Regions from separate parts of the Homo sapiens genome. Here region 1 is linked to region 2. The links are chromatin loops, found by intact Hi-C in ENCODE. Cell type or tissue: heart left ventricle. All regions are shown on one strand. Each heading gives the region's core, and the rest is flanking DNA. Links, peaks and the distances in the headings are about the cores only. Region 1 has its middle 20 kb from the start of CRACR2A. Region 2 overlaps CRACR2A (calcium release activated channel regulator 2A).

The links. A loop is a pair of places that touch in the nucleus more often than their neighbours do. Peaks named below come from ENCODE experiments on the same cell type or tissue, not always from the same donor. Only the 100,000 strongest peaks of a DNase experiment are listed, where the experiment ranks them.
Region 1: it touches region 2 in a loop (2.6-fold over the local background); 61 of 110 quality-filtered maps call a loop at or near these places.

The regions. Positions count from the first base shown.
Region 1 is chr12:3,768,375-3,776,854 of GRCh38, forward strand. No RefSeq gene overlaps it. Among named protein-coding and RNA genes, the nearest start is that of CRACR2A, 20 kb to the left of the region's middle. In heart left ventricle, for the core only: no CTCF peak of the experiment used is centred there; a DNase peak (open chromatin) is centred at 3,727.
Region 2 is chr12:3,663,988-3,672,467 of GRCh38, forward strand. The region is part of intron 7 of CRACR2A (calcium release activated channel regulator 2A); the gene reads right to left. Among named protein-coding and RNA genes, the nearest start is that of CRACR2A, 85 kb to the right of the region's middle. In heart left ventricle, for the core only: no CTCF peak of the experiment used is centred there; no DNase peak of the experiment used is centred there.

The sequences.
Region 1 (8,480 bases), core at 2,285-4,784, 100 kb after region 2:
GAGAACCCTCGTCTCCACTAAAAACACAAAATTAGCTGGGCGTAGTGGCGCACACCTGTAATCCCAGCACTTTGGGAGGCCGAGGTGGGCAGATCACCCAAGGTCGGGAGTTCGAGACCAGCCTGACCAACATGGAGAAACCTCGTCTCTACTAAAAATACAAAATTAGCCAAGCGTAGTGGTGCACGCCTGTAATCCCAGCTACTCGGGAGGCTGAGGCAGGAGAATCACTTGAGCCTGGGAGGCGGAGGTTGCGATGAGCCAAGGTCGCACCATTGCACTCCAGCCTGGGCAACAAGAGCAAAACTCCGTCTCAGAAAAAAAAAAAAAAAGTGTGGTCTAAGTAAACAAAAGACAGAGATTGTCACAATGGATTTAAAAAACAAGACTGAACTAAATGCTGTTTATAAGAAACTCACTTTAAATAAAAAGACACAGATAGAATAAATTAAAGGGGTGGAGGAAAAGATGCCATGATGACATTACTCAAAATAAATCTATAATAACCATATTAATTTCAGACAAAGCAGACTTCAGAACAAGAAAAATTGACAGGGATAAAGAGGGGCATTACATAGTGGTAAAGGGACCAGTTCTCAAAGAGGACTACCATACTTGACACGTATGCGTCTAACAAGAGAGAGTCAAAATGTGTGAGGCAAAAACTGATGGAACTGCAAGGAGAAACAGACAAATCCACTAACATAGCTGGAGATTTCAACATCCTCTTTCAGTGACTGACTGATAGATTCAGCAGGCAGAAAATCAATAAGCATAGAGTTGAACCGGATAGCAGCACTAAACAACTGGATCTAATAGAGATTTATAGAATGTTTCATCCAACAAAAGTAAAGTACACATTCCTATCAAGCTCACATGAACATTCAACAAGATAGACCACATTCCAGGCCATTAAGCAAACCTTAACAAATTTAGAAGAATAGAAATCATTCAAAGTATGTTCTCACCACAATGGAGTTAAATGAGGAATCAATAACATAAGACAGCTAGAAAATCTCAAAATATGTTTCTAAAAAATACATGGGCCAAAGAAGTTCAATAGAAATTTAAAAATAGTGTGAACTAAGTGAAAATTAAATAAAACATAAAAATTTGTGGGAGGCAGTGAAACTAGTGCTTAGAGAGAAATTTATAGCATTGAATGAATGTATTAGAAAAGGAGAAGATCTAAAACCAACAACCTAAGTTTCCACTATAGGAAACTAGAAAAAGAAAAAGAATAGCAAACTAAGTCCAAACTGAGATCTTTATAAATGAAGATGAAATGTTTCTGGACTGGAAGATGCAACATTGTTAAGATATCACTTCTCCTTAAATTGATCCATAGAATCAACATAGTAGAATCCCATCAGGATTTCTGGTAGAAATTGACAAGTTGATCCTAAAATTTATACGAAAATGCAAAAGACCTAGAATAGCCAAGACAATTTTATAAAAGGCGAAAAAAGTTGGATGATTTGCAATGCCCAAAACTTATTCTGTAATAAAGGCAATGTGGTATTGGCATAAAGACAAGCATACAGATTTTTTAAATGGAATTTAGAATCCAGAAACAAAAGCTTACATTTATGGTCCATTGATTTTTAATGAAGGACAAGACAATTCGATTTGGAAAGGATAGTCTGTTCCACAGTAGGGGCTTGGGTAGGGATATCTATATGAAATAAAATGAACTTAGACCCTTCTCTTACATTCTCCTTAAACTCAAAGGGGTCACAGTCTTAAGTAGAAGAGCTACAACTATAAAACTTTTAAATGAAAATATAGGAGAAAAATATTTTTGAGAAATCTTCTGCAAATCTTTATGACTCCAGAAGGATCCATAAAAGAAACAATTGGTAAATTGCACCTTATTAAATTTAAAAACCTTTGTGCTTCAAAAAATAACCCTAATAAAATTAAAAGACCAGCACAAACTGGGATGAAATATTTGCAAAACATATATCTAATAAAGGTCTAGTATCCAGAATATAAAAGGTAGCTTTACAATTCAGTAATTATAGTAATTTTAATTACAACTGATTAAAAAATGATAGAAGACTTGAATAAATATTTCACCAAAGAAGACATATTAATAGCAAATAAACACATGAAAAGGCACCCAGCATCATTAGTCATAAGGAAATGCAAACTAAAATCATAATGTGGGTTGGGCGCGGTGGCTCACGCCTGTAATCCCAGCACTTTGGGAGGTCAAGGCAGGTGGATCATGAGGTCAGGAGATCGAGACCATCCTGGCTAACATGGTGAAACCCCGTCTCTACTAAAAATACAAAAAATTAGCCGGGTGTGGTGGCAGGTGCCTGTAGTCCCAGCTACTCGGGAGGCTAAGGCAGGAGAATGGCATGAGCCCGGGAGGCGGAGCTTGCAGTGAGCTGAGATCGCACCACTGCACTCCAGCCTGGGGGACAGAACGAGACTCTATCTCAAAAAAAAAAACATAATGTGATACTCTTATATGCTCAGTAGAGTGCTATATTCAAAGACAGGTAATACTAAGTATTAGTGAGGGTGTGGAGAAACTGGAATGCTTGCATGTTCCTGGAAGAAATGAAAATGGTACAGCTACTTTGGAAAATTCTTTGGTTCTTTCTTAAGTTAAACAAAAACTTACCCAAGACTCAGTGGCTTCACTCTGAGGAATCTATCCAAGAGAAATGAAAACATCTCCATACAATGACTCATAATTGAATGTGCATAGCAGCATTATTTGTACTAGCCAAAACCTGGAAAAAATCCAAATGTCTACCAGTTGGTGAGTGGATAAACCCAATATGGTATACTCATTCAATGGAATACTACTCAGCAATACGAAGGAGTAAAATACTGGTACATATTACAACATGAATGAACCTAATAAAAAGTATGCCTAAAAAAGACAGATGTAGGCCAGGCGCAGTGGCTCACGCCTGTAATCTCAGCACTTTGGGAGGCTGAGGCAGGCGGATCACGAGGTCATGAGATCAAGACCATCCTGGCTAACACGGTGAACCCAGTCTCTACTAAAAAAAAATACCAAAAAATTAGCCAGGCGTGGTGGCGGGCGCCTGCAGTCCCAGCTACTCTGGAGGCTGAGGCAGGAGAATGGTGTAAATCCAGGAGGTGGGGCTTGCAGTGAGCCGAGATCGTGCCACTGCACTGCAGCCTGGGCGACAGAGCGAAACTCTGTCTCAAAAAAAAAAAAGGAAGAGAGATGCAAAGAGTATATATTAGATGATTTCGTTTATAGTAAGTGTCCAGAAGAGGCAAATTATAGAGACAGAAAGCAGATTAATGATTATCCTGGGGAGGTGGGGTAGAAGTTGGTTTGGGCTGCAAATGAGCTTAATAAAATGTTTAGGATTATGACAATGTAATAAAACTGGATTGTGATGATGGTCATACAACTCTATACCTTTATTAAAAATCATTAAGTTGTATACTTGCAATGGGTATAAGGTATATAAATGACACCTCAAAAAGGCTGTGAAAACAAAAAAAAACACACAAAAACAAGACAAAACAAAGCAACCTGACTCTCAATACTGACTCAGCAATGGAGGTGTGAACTCTGGACATGCAATGACCAGCTCCTCAACTGTGTAGGTGACATCTTGTTGTGACATAAATTTTCTCTCCTTCCTTCTGACCTACACTGATTGCATGTAGCCCCAGTCAAAGCCAACCCTGCTCGGGCCATGCCCTGTCTAGCTATCCAATGTCCCTGTGCACTCTCAGAGTTTGCTGCCAGGATCTCTGGGACAGTGTGCCAGGTTTCCAGCCACCTGCTCAGTACTTTTCAGCATCACTAAAATGGAGTTATTTTTGATACCAGTAATGGCAGAAATCCAACTAAAATGAATTTTTATCTACAATCTTGGCCTTTACCAAAAAAGAACTGAAACACTGCACACACATATTGCTATCCCCATTTTCCCAGCATATAGTACCTGAGGAGAGAATTCTGGATGACACTTTCTGCCCTACCAAGAATACCTACCAAAATTCTAAAACATATTTGCTGTCTGTCCCCTAGGCATGAGTGTGTGTGTTTTGAGAAAGCTAGGTGGAGGATGAGGGGTGAAGATGTAGTAATTTGGTGTTTGAGCTATTGAGTTTAATTGAGTGATACATCTGTGCAGAAACGGAATGTTGACGTCATCACTTCCTCTGCCAACTTTGTTTGCTGTTTTTGTTTTTTTAAACGAAATAGATTTCTTTGGGGCTGCAGCTGGCTGCCTCCAAAGAGGGATCAAACCAGCTCACTTCCTGCTCATGCTCTTCTCTTTTACTCGGGACCCAGTCACCAGCTGAGTTTTTCAGGATTCTAAAATTCCTTAACTACTCATTTCATGTTTCCTTAACTACTCATTATGTGATTCTCATTCATTTCCCAACAGATGTTTGTTGAGCTCCTATTAAGTGCAAAAGGCTGTCTTAGAGGCTGTGGGGGATACAGAGATTAAAAAGAATGACCCTGTCCTCAGAGAGTTTACAGTCTAACTAAAGCAGGAGGTAGGGAAGGTGAGTATACAATAACTAAGCTATAAGGTAAGGTGATAACAGACAGACAAACTGAGATATCAGAGTTTCGAGGAAGGAGAGAGGCCTTTTAGCTAGAACGATCAGGAAAGCCTTTCTGGAGAAGGCGTGATTTGAATCAGATCTTAGGGATGGATATAATTTTGATTGACAGATTGCAGGAATGTGAGAAATATAGATGGAAGGAAATAACATGTGCCTGGAGAAAGAAGTTTTTAGAAATGGAAACGCACAAGGTGAATTTGAGAGAAAAATAATATTATTTTGCTAAAATACAGAAATTGGATTGAGAAGCAGAAGCAGATAAGTCTATAAATACATGCTGGAGTAAATTATGTAGACACTGAATGCCAGTTATAACTTGGACTTATCTCCAGACAGCCAGTGTTAACCTTTCCTTGACTCAAAAGGCATTTAAATAATAGGGACACAGACTCAGGCTCTATCTTGGCAAGATCCATAAGTTACACATGGAGAACCTTCCAGTGTGATCACAAGAATATAAATGGTTGTACTGCATGACCTTTGGGCCCCATTCTGTCCTGAGACTAAAGTTTAGGGGCTGTGAACAGAAAATGAACTCTCTCTTTTGGTGTCCTGGGTGGCCAGAGCTATGTATGGGTTATGGGGGAAAGATCTGTCCACCTGCAGAGGTGCCAAGGGCGTGCCTTGCTTAGAAGGCAGTTTCTTTGGAAGCTTAGAGAATGAGGACAGCTTTTTGTACAATGCATGGTCCCTTCAGATGGGTGGTTCTGCTTAGTGTTTTAAATACTGGGTGGGCTGGTTCTGCTGTTAGCACAACGATAGACAAACAGGGGGTGTGCACCTGTGCTGCATTAGGATCTGTCTCATCACTGCTTACTCCGCTGTATAGACAAAGATTCTTAAGTAATACCCCATGAAGGAACAATGAAGCCCCCGGCAGACTGTCGGAAGACCTTGAGAAGGCTGACAAATATGCAAAATCTTTATCAGCTTTTCCTTCCCTAGACTACTTGGGCTGGCTGGTGCAATGAATACAAACACCCACTTGGGCCAAAAGTCCTTCAATGGAAGCAGAAAAGAAAAGAAGAGAGAGGTGTGTATTTCAGAAAGAAGAACACAGAGATGGGGATAAATATAATCAGTCAGACTTAAGACTGTCATTAAAAAAAAACAGACATATTTTGCTAAATGCAGTCATTTCTCCATAAATCCAAAGGCAGCAGTTGGAACAGCTCTGCAATGGAAAAGGATGAGGTTTGGTGCTGCCTGTGATAGTCAGAAATGTCAAATGAACTGGGCCGGGCACGGTGGCTCACGCCCGTAATCCCAGCACTTTGGGAGGCCGTGGCAGGCGGATCTCGAGGTCAGAGATCGAGACCATCCTGGCTAACACAGTGAAACCCCATCTCTACTAAAAATACACACAAAAAAAAAACTTAGCTGGGCATGGTGGCGGGCACCTGCAGTCCCAGCTACTTGGGAGGCTGAGGCAGGAGAATGGCATGAACCCGGGAGGCAGAGCTTGCAGTGAGCCGAGGTCGTGCCACTGCACCAGCCTGGGTGACAGAGTGAGATTCCGTCTCAAAAAAAAAAAAAAAAAGTCAACTGAACTAATGTGTGGAGAAAAGAGCAGCACAAACATACCACCAGCGTTCTGAAGACTTCTTCCATTGCAATCAGGAGCTGAGGTTCAAATTCAGTGCTGCTCAATGGATTTGATGAAATATCCCTTGAGTTCTTTTCCTAGTTCAGCCACTTGGCAAGCTATATTTAACTTGGGACTTTTCTTCTCCTCAGCTGAACTAAATGACCTCTTGATATGGTTTGGCTCTGTGTTCCCACCCAAATCTCATCTCGAATCCTAATCCCCATGTGTCGAGGGAGGGACCTGGCAGGAGGTGATTGGATCATGGGGGCAGTTTCCCCTATGCTATTCTCGTGATAGTGAGGGAGTTCTCACTATCATGATGGTTTTTAAGTGTGATGGTTTAAGCTGATGGTTTTAAGTGTGGCACCTCCTTGCTCTTTTGCTCTCTCTCTCTCTCTCTCTCTCCTGCTGACTTGTGAAGAAGGTGCCTGCTTCCTCTTCACGTTCCACCATGATTGTAAGTTTCCTAAGGCCCCCCAGCCAAGCAGAACTGTGAGTCAATTAAACGTCTTTTCCTTATAAATTACCCAGTCTCAGGTATTCTTTATAGCAGTGTGGGAACTGACTAATATACCTCTGAAGCCCATCCACCTCTAATACTCTCCATTTCTTTGATTCAGTGAATTTCACTAACTGGGCTCAAAGTATGTTTAGGATGTGAAAAGTCAAGTGGTTCAGGAGACTTTAAATGTTTCAAACAACTTTATATTGGAAATATGGGGAAAATGCAAAATCTTGATCAGACCATTAAACCGTGATATTGACTTTACGGCATTTTATTTGATTGTATCAGATCAAACACTTTTCTAAAGGTAAGAGAGGAAACAGAGAATTGGAAATAGAATTAGAGAAAGCAACTAGACTCAGAAATAATGTCTTAAAATATGCCTAAATTTCAAAAACGTAGATGTCAAATGAAAATATCTACAATCTAATTCTACTTGCAAAGTGTTCTTAGAACCCTAGCCAGCTCTACAGATCAAGTTATTGTCATGCTTAACTCTCCCTAGCCTCACTGCTCTTGCACTCCCCCTTGCTTTATCCTGCTCCTCTCCCTGAATGTCGCATCACATCAGTGGCATGCTTATGCATCTAGCCAAGAAATACCTTTTACTGCTTTTCCTCATCCTCACACTCATTCAGTCACCAGGTCCTACTGACTCAATCTTCTACATGTTCATGGAAACCTCCTCTGCTTCCCATCCTGACATCATTTCACTGAAGCCCTCATAATCACTCATTTGAACTACCATCACAGCCCCTACATGAACTATGTCATCCATGACGTGAATTTTGTACCACGGTCTCTTTCAGGTTCTGAGGACACTGTGGTGAGTGAGAGAGAAGTTGCTAGAGTCATGGGGCTTATACTGTAGTAGGAGAGCCAGAAAATAAAACAACTAAGATGATTATAAATTGTCATGTTTTCTAGGAAGAAAATAAGCAGAGTGATGTGAGAAAGAGTAACTGAGCACGGAGGGCCCACAGAGACAGGCTGGCTCTAGAGGAGGGAGCTGAGGTCTGAAGGAGGAGAAGCAAGCATCCAGCCTTGCCCAGAGCATGCCAGGAAGAGGGAAGGATTAGTGCACAGTGATGGAGGGACTGAAAGAACAATGAGGCTGGAGTGTAATGAGCAAGAGAGAGCGATCTAGGTGAGGATGGGTAGACCAAATAATGGAGAAGCCTTTGGTTCTCAGATTGGAGTTGGGAACTTTTTAAAGTGCAATGGGTACTAACTGATAGGCTGTAAGCATGGGAGTGATATAATCCAAGTTATGTTTAAGAAATCACTCTGGTTGGTGTATGGTCAAAAGGAAAGTAGGGATCACAGTTAGAAAGCTACTCCAATAGTGCAAATGAAAGATCATGTTGGCTTGGGTGAAGGTAATAGTGGAGATGAGGAGAAGTGGATGGAGTCAGGATATGTTTTAGAGACAGCCCAGATGTGATGGATTGGTGTGGGGCATGAAGAAAGAAGAGGATGTCTAATGGGGAGTGGTTTGGATAACTAAAGGGATGGATGATGGTGACACTTACTATGCTGGAAAAGACAAGGGAAAGAACAAGTTTTAGACAGCCAAATGAAGACTGAGAAGGCTTTTAAATATAGGATGCAGTGGGTCAGAGGGGAGGTCTGGGCTGGAGATATAAAATTGGGAGTCATCACTCAACAGATCCTGTTTAAAGCAGCAGGACTAGGTGACATCACCTCTCATAGCAGCACAAGGGGGTATAGCTAGAAAAGGAAAGAGAAGAGAAAGGGAGAGAAGAGGTCAGGAAAACAGAGAGTCGGCAAAGGAGGCTC
Region 2 (8,480 bases), core at 1,985-4,484:
CCATCTTTCCAGCCTGTCACTATGCTAATAGGTTTCAGTTGGTCATGCAGTGTTTCAATGACCTTCCAAGTTTCATTGACATTTTAAATCTTCAATCAGGATGTAGGCTAAATAATCTATAATGTTGGTTTTTATAATTTAATGCATCTGAGAGTTATTTAAAAGACAGTTTATTAAAAGGTACAAACTATTGGTTTCTAGTTTTATTATATTATAGTAAGAAATGGTTTTGGAATCTATTGGTTATCTTTCCTCTGTAGCCACAAACATGATCAATTTTTGTACAACTTCTATGAGAGGGATATATATTCTATTTGTAAGGCACACAATTCTATATTCGTCTCTAAAGTGTATTCATTGATGGCTTCAAATACTTTATATCCTTCTTGTACTTTTGCCTGACTAATGTGTCAAATCTGAAGCAAATTTGTTAAAGTCTAAAGTCTTTTTTTTTATTAAGTTTTCTTTATTTTTTCTAAAAGCTTCTGCCTTATGTGTCTTCCTGTTGTGTTGTTTGGTGCACAAAGCTTAATACATGTTGTTCTTCTTTATGGATGGAATTTTTTTATTACTTCAAAACATTCCCCGTTTATCTTCCTATACTCATGCCATTGGAAAAATATTAGACAAAATGAGGACGACAACCTGTAGCAGAGATCTCTGAGATGTTAATTAGTGACATGTAGGCATAGCTATTCAACCTATCTTCTCTTAGCCATTCTCAAAACACTCCTTCTGGCCGGGCACAGTGGCTCACGCTTGTAATCCCAGCACTTTGAGAGGCCAAGGTGGGCAGATCACCTGAGGTCAGGAGTTCAAAACCAGCCTGACCAACATGGCGAAATCCCCTCTCTGCTAAAAATACAAAAAGTAGCCAGGTGTGGTGGTACACGTCTGTAGCCCCAGCTACTCAGGAGGCTGGAGCAGGAGAATCACTTGAGCCCAGAAGGCGGAGGTTGCAGTGCGCCAAGATCAGGCCACTGCACTCCAACCTGGGTAACAGAGTGAGACTCCGTCTCAAAAACAAACAAACACTTCTTCACCTGGCTCCCAGAACTCAAATGGTATCTATTTAATTATTTCATTTTCTACCATCTGACCCTAATCATTTTGAGTTATGTAACGCAGAAGAGACGAAGAAGAGGTAGATGAAAGAAGAGTGAGGGCAAGAGACATGAGTTCTCAGTGGAAGAGAAGGACAAAGATGTGGAGGACCAGAGTTAGCAACAGTCATGAGCACTAATATTTATCCTCCCCGTCCTTTTCTTTCCCCATGATAGCTGGGTAGTTCTTCTGGCATGTTTCAGGGTAGTCTAGGTCACAGACCGTTTGCTGACACAGGTATGGTTGCCTCAAAGTTCATTAGATCCAGAAACAGAAGGTCTGGGTTCAAGTCTTGGTTCTGACATTTACAAACTTTCTGGCCTTGGATAAGTCACATTACCTCAGTAAGCCTGAAGTGTCCTATATCTGAAAAATCAGTTGGTAATACCTACTTCAGATAGAAGTTGTGAAGATTAAAAAAGATAATGCATGTGGAAGTGTCTAGCACAATAAGATGCATTTAACAAATTCTAATTAAATAAGTTTTCTGATTCTCCAGAGGCCAAGGACCCCATTCTGAGAGCCACTGCTCTATAGCTCCTTCAGATGTCAGCCAAGGGTCAAGTAGAAACTGGGGGGTGGAGGATCAAGTGGCAGCTTGTTGTATGTGGTGTGAAGAAATGTGTGCAGGAATGGTGAAGGAGTTGGGGACAGAAGACACAGGGTGGATAAAACCTGACGAGGCTCAATAGAGAAGACTAAATGTGGAGAGAGAAGTCCATACATCCCACCAACATTGAAAAGTGTTGATGAAGCCCTTCTTACAGTATGACTCTGGGCAAAATATTTTCGACTGAAGTTATACTCTCTGTGTAATTTAGCATCTAAGAGTACTGAGCCCAGTGCTATAGTGGCAGGGAGGAAAGGAACTGATAGAAGAAGCCATGCACTATGAGGCAGACCCAAAAGAACCCTCCTAGGTTCTGGCTGATGGTCATCTGTGACCTCAGAGCCCTGCTAGGGGGAAGTAAAGGAAGCTACCTGCTCTGGTGGTGGGGAGGAGGGGGGAGTTATCAGGGGAAAAGCTAAGAAGAGGTGAGTTCAGAATAGGGAGATTCTCAACAGCAGAGGGGAGAGAGTACCAGTGAGATACTGCGGATGCCATAAGGGCAACAGTGGATTGGAAAGAATGAGTCCTACTGAAAACCCAGATGAAAACCCAGGTCCAGCTCAGGGCATTAAACATCTTCACCCAAGATATCTGGTTCTGGCAAATGTCCCTCCCTAAAGGACGGCTGCGTGTGTGTGTGTGTGTGTGTGTGTGCGTGCGTGTGCGCGTGCGCGCGCACGCGCGCACACGCTCATGTGTACATCTGGTGCTGGGTTACTGGGGAGCTAAGGATGGGAGGCAGATGGGATATGAAACAAGGATATAGGGGTGAAGAATTCATTATTCTAATGTAAATACAAAGCGTAGCTTCTGAGAGGCCTTTAGAGATAATTTGCAGGGAACTACAAGGTGAGATGTAGTTAGCGTTAACTTATCCTGCCAGCCTCCCACAGGAACTGTGAAAATTAATTAACCTTCACAAAGTGTTTTGCACATGGCAAGTTAAGGTGCTACGCCGGAGCGAGGCATTAATACTCAACATCACTGGAGCTCCAGCTAACGGCACATAGGCCAAGGCCTTCCTGCTGTGGAATACTGCTTGGTCAAAAGATTTTTTTCCTGCTTTTTCTCTCCTTTGTCCTCCCTTTTAAATAAAATCTGTTGGGATTTCAGAGGGTCTTAGAAAGTCGTCCATTCCCCTGCCTAGGCTGTAGGCAGGGGTGTGCTGAAATCATTCCAAGAAAAATGTAGCTTCTGCCTTTTGTAAATGAAAGCGTAGGCTTGGCCTTGGAGAGAGGAAATGGCATTTCTCTACAATTTAGGTACATTTCAGGAGCTTGAACTCAAGGCAGAGTTTCAGAAATGGCCCCTGGCCTTGGAGAGTTGCCATTCTGATTGCATGTGTCTTTGGGGCTGTGGTTTGATCAATTATGTCTCCCGGTTTGCAAAGTTAGATGCAAAGAGAAGGAGAATCCCTCCTCCCCATCACAGAATGAAAGCTTATAAAGCTCATGTATTCCCTATGCCTTTGGTTTTCAAGTGAAGAAAATGAGGGTCAAAACAGTGAAGTAACCAAATTTCCAAGGGTCAGAGTAGCAGGCAGAACCCAGGCCTTGACTTGGGTCCCATGGTTCCATTCACATCACTACGATGTCTGGCCCAGCAGCCTAGGTTGTAAAATAGATAACTCCATACATTTGCATTTAGAATTGTCAGTCTTCCAAATTACACCTGGAATCTGTCAACTGGGGAGTGAGCACGAACTGGAGCAAGGTTATGGGGCCAACAGTCCACACTGCCATGGCCAAAGAGAGGCAAGATTATGGGAGGGGCTTGACTCCCATTCCCCCATGTTACCCACATTCCCTCCCACCCCCTGCCTCAACGTGCTGATCACAGAATGAAGACCCTCAACTGCAGAAGTCTCAAGAAGTCTGCTCTTTGCAAGAGAAGAACATGGAAGCAAATTCAGCCTCAGCCAGTTTTGTGCTTGGAATGGGAATGGTAAACAGGGTTTTAGACTCCCCACTGCCCTCTGCCACCTTCTTCAGGCAGCTGCAGTCCTCTGACAGCTAAGAAGCTCTCACTAGAAAAATCCTGTTTAGAGTTTTGTTCCCCTGAAATCAGTCTCTCTCAGTCTCTGTAATTATCTGCTTATCTCTGTCTCTCTCCATCTCCATCTCTCTCACACACACGTGGGCGCATGCACGTGCACACACATACATGCATGATTAGAGTAGAGCTGAATGAAAGGAAAACGTAAGAGTTTGTAGAAAATTCTGCAAAGGCTGTGAAATTGCCGATTGGATTTTCAAGATGGATGGTTTCTTCCAAATTAGATTCTGCTGCCTGTATAAACCAACTTTGCAGCTTTATCCTATTCTATAAAGCAAACCATTTTTTATTAGTCAGGTTTACAAATCATGCCCATGGTGTACACAGAGCACAAACCGTCCTCACTTTTCAATTTGCTCTCAGGGCAATGTTAACAATATGCTCAACATAATAATATACCCACAGAAGACATGCATTAGATTAAGTCACAACCTCGTCACCTAGAGTCCTCGCCGAGAACTTCACCCTAAGAATAGGACTAGCATTCCAGATTGGAAGGGCACCATGGGATATACCTTTTGCTGGCTGACTGATTCTGGAAGAACTGGCTAAAGCAGCATTTCTCAGAGTGTGGTCTACAGCCTGCCTGTATCAGAACCGCCTGGGATGTGTGTTATGGTGCACGTTCCTGGGCCCCTTCCCTGAGACGCACCGATTTAGACTCCCTAGGGGAGGGGGAACTACCTTTTAATTTAAAAATCCTCTGGTAAATCTAAGCAACCTACCATTCAAGAACTATGCAGCTGAGGCCTTCCCCAAGGTCACTAAGAACTCTGTGGAATGTAAGGACCACCTGCCAGGAATATGAGGCTTTATTTGCTGCCCTATCTGGAGGCAGGGCCAGTGACATGATGACATCTCTTCCCTGAAAAGCTTTGGGGACAGTTTCCTTGTCCTCGAGGCTCCACAACACAGGCTGCCGATCCTTAGGCTTGTGTGGGTGTGCAGGCCATCATAGCTGGGGCTGCCTGTCAGTCTGTAAGGTGCACTCCCTCCTGGACTGGACACCTTCCCAGAGCACAGGGAATCACCATGGACCGGAAGTGGCTCAATAGCAGCTGGTAGGGGCTGCAACTTAAGGGCCTGTGAGCTCCTAAGAAAGTGCCTGAGGTCTGATTCAGATGGACCAGGGAACACTGTGCAGATAAGGAGCTGATTCCAAAGAGGGCATGAGGACTGCTGCTAAGCTTGTCAAGGCCGATGCCAAACAGGCAACAACCAATGATGCCAAACAGGCAGCCAGCTGGTATTCCCAGGCTACAGAGCTGCAGAGGATTGAGCAGGAGCCCTCCCAGAGCACAGCCTAGGGCTGGCCTTTGATCTAGAAAACACTTTCCTTCAGAGCTCAAAGCACCCCACTCAGAAGCTGCCTAATTTATCCTTGCCCCCATACATTACAAATACAGACGTTAAGCCCCCACCTCAGACAAGTGAACTGGTGCCCCTGGGGTGGGACCTCTGGCATCCCAAAATGGTTCTGGTGAAAAGTCTGGATCTACTGCTGCCTCCAGACAGCACTGCTCTATGTGCCCTGGAGAGCTCAAGCTTTTGTTCCAGAAAAAGGTAAATGCAGGGGATGCTTTCCATGGCAAAGAAATTCCCAATTCTAAGTTCTCCCCAATGTCTACACTATATCCCTCATGCTAAAGTGTGAAGACCTCCGCACATCTGCACTGTGAATGCTGAAGGGACTTGCTGAGTGGAAGTCTCACCTCCCTTCCTTGGAGAGAAGTAGAGGCCCACAAGGGGCTCAAATCCGAAATTTCTTCAACCTCTGTGCAAAAGGACAAGGGTGTGGGAGACTGAATGCTCCCAGACTCCTTTCCTGCTCCTATTTCTGATATGCAGGTTAAAAAAAATTCATGGCTGTGAGTGAGGACTCTGGGTTGTTTCTAACAATGCTCCAGGACACTCTGAGGGGTTCTCCTGGCCTTAGCTATTGAGGGCTTGCCTAGCACTCAGCCACCTCAGTTGCCACGTCCTCCCTCCCAGGAAGTGGAGTAAATGTGAGGAGGAAGCTGGGGTGGGCCTTTTCCACTCACAGCCACCGTGCGACCTGGGGGATATGGCCCAGCCTGGGAGGCTGGGGACAGGGAGTGTGTGTCCTGCCTAACCTGCATAAGGCCAGACTCCCCCAGAGGTCAGCCTCATTTTCTCTGGCCCTGTGGGAGAAAGGTGTGTGGTCTGCACAAGGAGAAAAATTAGAGGCTATGCTGCCCATGGCAACGCTGTCTAATGTTTCATTTGCAGGAGGATTTTCTGGTCTGTCTTGTGCAGAATTTCCAGGCATCTAAGCGCTATCTCCTTGGTGTGATCATGAACTCCTCAAGGAGAGGGACTCTATGTTCCCTTTGCTTAACTCAGAGCCTGGCATGGAGGGAGTGCTGGTTCGATGCTAGCTACTGGTTACACACAGACTGTGTTCCGCCTGGTGCCTGGCCTGGGGCAGACATGCAGCAGTCGTGACTTGAGCTGTCATCCCCAGCTTCTGGGATAGGCATTCATTGAAATGTCATCCACTGTAATGAAAAGTGAGTGTGTGGAGGCGCCTGGGAGATATTCTCACAGCTCACCAGAACCCGCTCTTCTTGGGATTCCTCTAGGCTCCCTCCCAAATCAGGCCATCCCCAAGAGATTCCTCCCACTTCCTCTCTAAAACCTGAAAATGTCCCTCCCACAAACAACCTCACACCTCCAAACTCACTTTCTAGATGTCTCAGAATCACTAACCTCACCCTGAGTCATTTGCAAAGAATCCCATTTTCATATCCTATACCCTATTGGGATTTCCAGTCTCTTGTTTGATGTCTGAGTTACAAGTGCCTTTATACATAGGTCCACCAGCAAGGTGTGACCCACCTTTTTTTAAAAAATAGAAGAGACTAAAAGAGGCTCTAGTAGAAAACATCCGATGTTGCCAATAAGGAAACTGATGCCCAGAGAGGTAATGCAAGTTGCCTGAGGTTACACAGCTGGTAAGTGCCAGTGGCTGGGCAAGAGCTCCAGTCCTTCCTGCCTCCTATTTCAGTGCCCTGCTCAAAACAGTCTGCAGTTCTCTGGTTCTGCATCCAGAGAATACCTCTGGAATGGGACTGGCCAAAGAGTTCAGTGAGTCCCCAATCCCAACACAGTTCCCTAGCAGGGAGTGGGCCTTGATCAGCTGACCCCAGAGCAAGCATGGCTGGCAGGGATACTGACTGAGGATGGGCATGGAGAGGCTGGAACCTTTGGCTGAGCTGGTTTTGCACATGCAGCCAAGAGTGGCTTGACTTTTATCTCAACAACGTTTCGAGCACAATTACTAAATGAGGACAAACCACTAATACAGGCCCTTAAAGATGGATGCCAGGGCTAAGCAGCTCTCCAGCAAGTCAGGGGTACTTGTTTCTTCCTGCAGAAATGCAGGCCAGCAGAGGAGGTCCTGCAGATGAGATGCCAGGCTAAGGCTGGGTAATTGCCCACTGTTTCAGACTGCAATTATCTCCTTAGAGAACAGAAGAATGCCTTCCTCTCTGGGAGAGACCACTTAACTTTTGCTGAGGCTCCTCCAGGTGATCAGTGCTGGGGTCAGAGAGGAGAAAGGGTGAAGTGGGGTCAGCCACTAATCTAGCCCCCTTATTTTATAGATAGGAAAACCAAGGCTCAAGAGAAGCCAAGAAATGTGAGCAGTCACAGAGCTAGCTGGTTGCAAAGCCACACATGACTCAAAACCAGAAACTCCTGATTCCGAGCCTCCCACTTCCCAAAGTTACACACTAAGCACCTGGACACCCTGCTAAAATGCAGATTCGGTGGGGCTGGGGGCAAGACTCTGCATTCCTAAGATGTTTCCAGGTGACGCCAATGTTGCGGGTCCATGGACTACACTTTCAACAGCAAGTCTCTACACTGTTGTCTGGAAGGATACAGGGATCCTTAAACTTAGCCTCTGATTATATTCAGGCTCAAACTCTCCACTTCAGCCAGACAAATCCTCTAAGATTAACAAAGATACTTATTTAAAATACTAATAATTATTATTTTGACATTCATTGAATACTTATGTGCCAGCACTGTTCCAAATACTTACATGCATTATTTCATTTAATACTGAAAACTCTGTGAGATGGATACTGTCCCTATCTTACAGATAAGGAAGCTGAGACTCAGAGAGGTTAGGTAACTTGTCCTAAGTTGCACAGCTAGTAAATGGCAGACTCAAGAATCAAATTCAGTTCTGTCTGATTCTTAATTAGGTAATGGCTACATAAAAATATACCCTTTAATCCTTCCCTTCTCTGAGCTTTGGGAGCCTCTCCCCAGAATGTTCTTAACAGTTCTCCAGCCAAACTATGTTTCCTCCAGTGATACTTGTCCTCAGCTTCCTCATAATGCAGAGTCCTAAAAGTCCTTTCTCCCCAGATCTGTGTATACCCAATGGACCTCAACAAGTTATTTTTAGAGTTAAGGTCAGGGAGACACAAGACGAAAAGGAGCCGGGACTCAGAATAATGTGTAAATAGATGATCTACACAGCAAGACACATGGTGATCTTGCTCAATTAGAGGCTGCATGTTTGCTCTAAGACTATTTCAGCACAAACTCTGAAACTGCCTTCCAGGCTTTGCTGGAAGTATCTGAATGGAGGAGCAGGTGGTCTGTGGAACTGCATAGCCAAGGGATTGTTGAGGCTTCCTACAGAAAATGAGCAAATCTCTGGGTGTGTACAAGA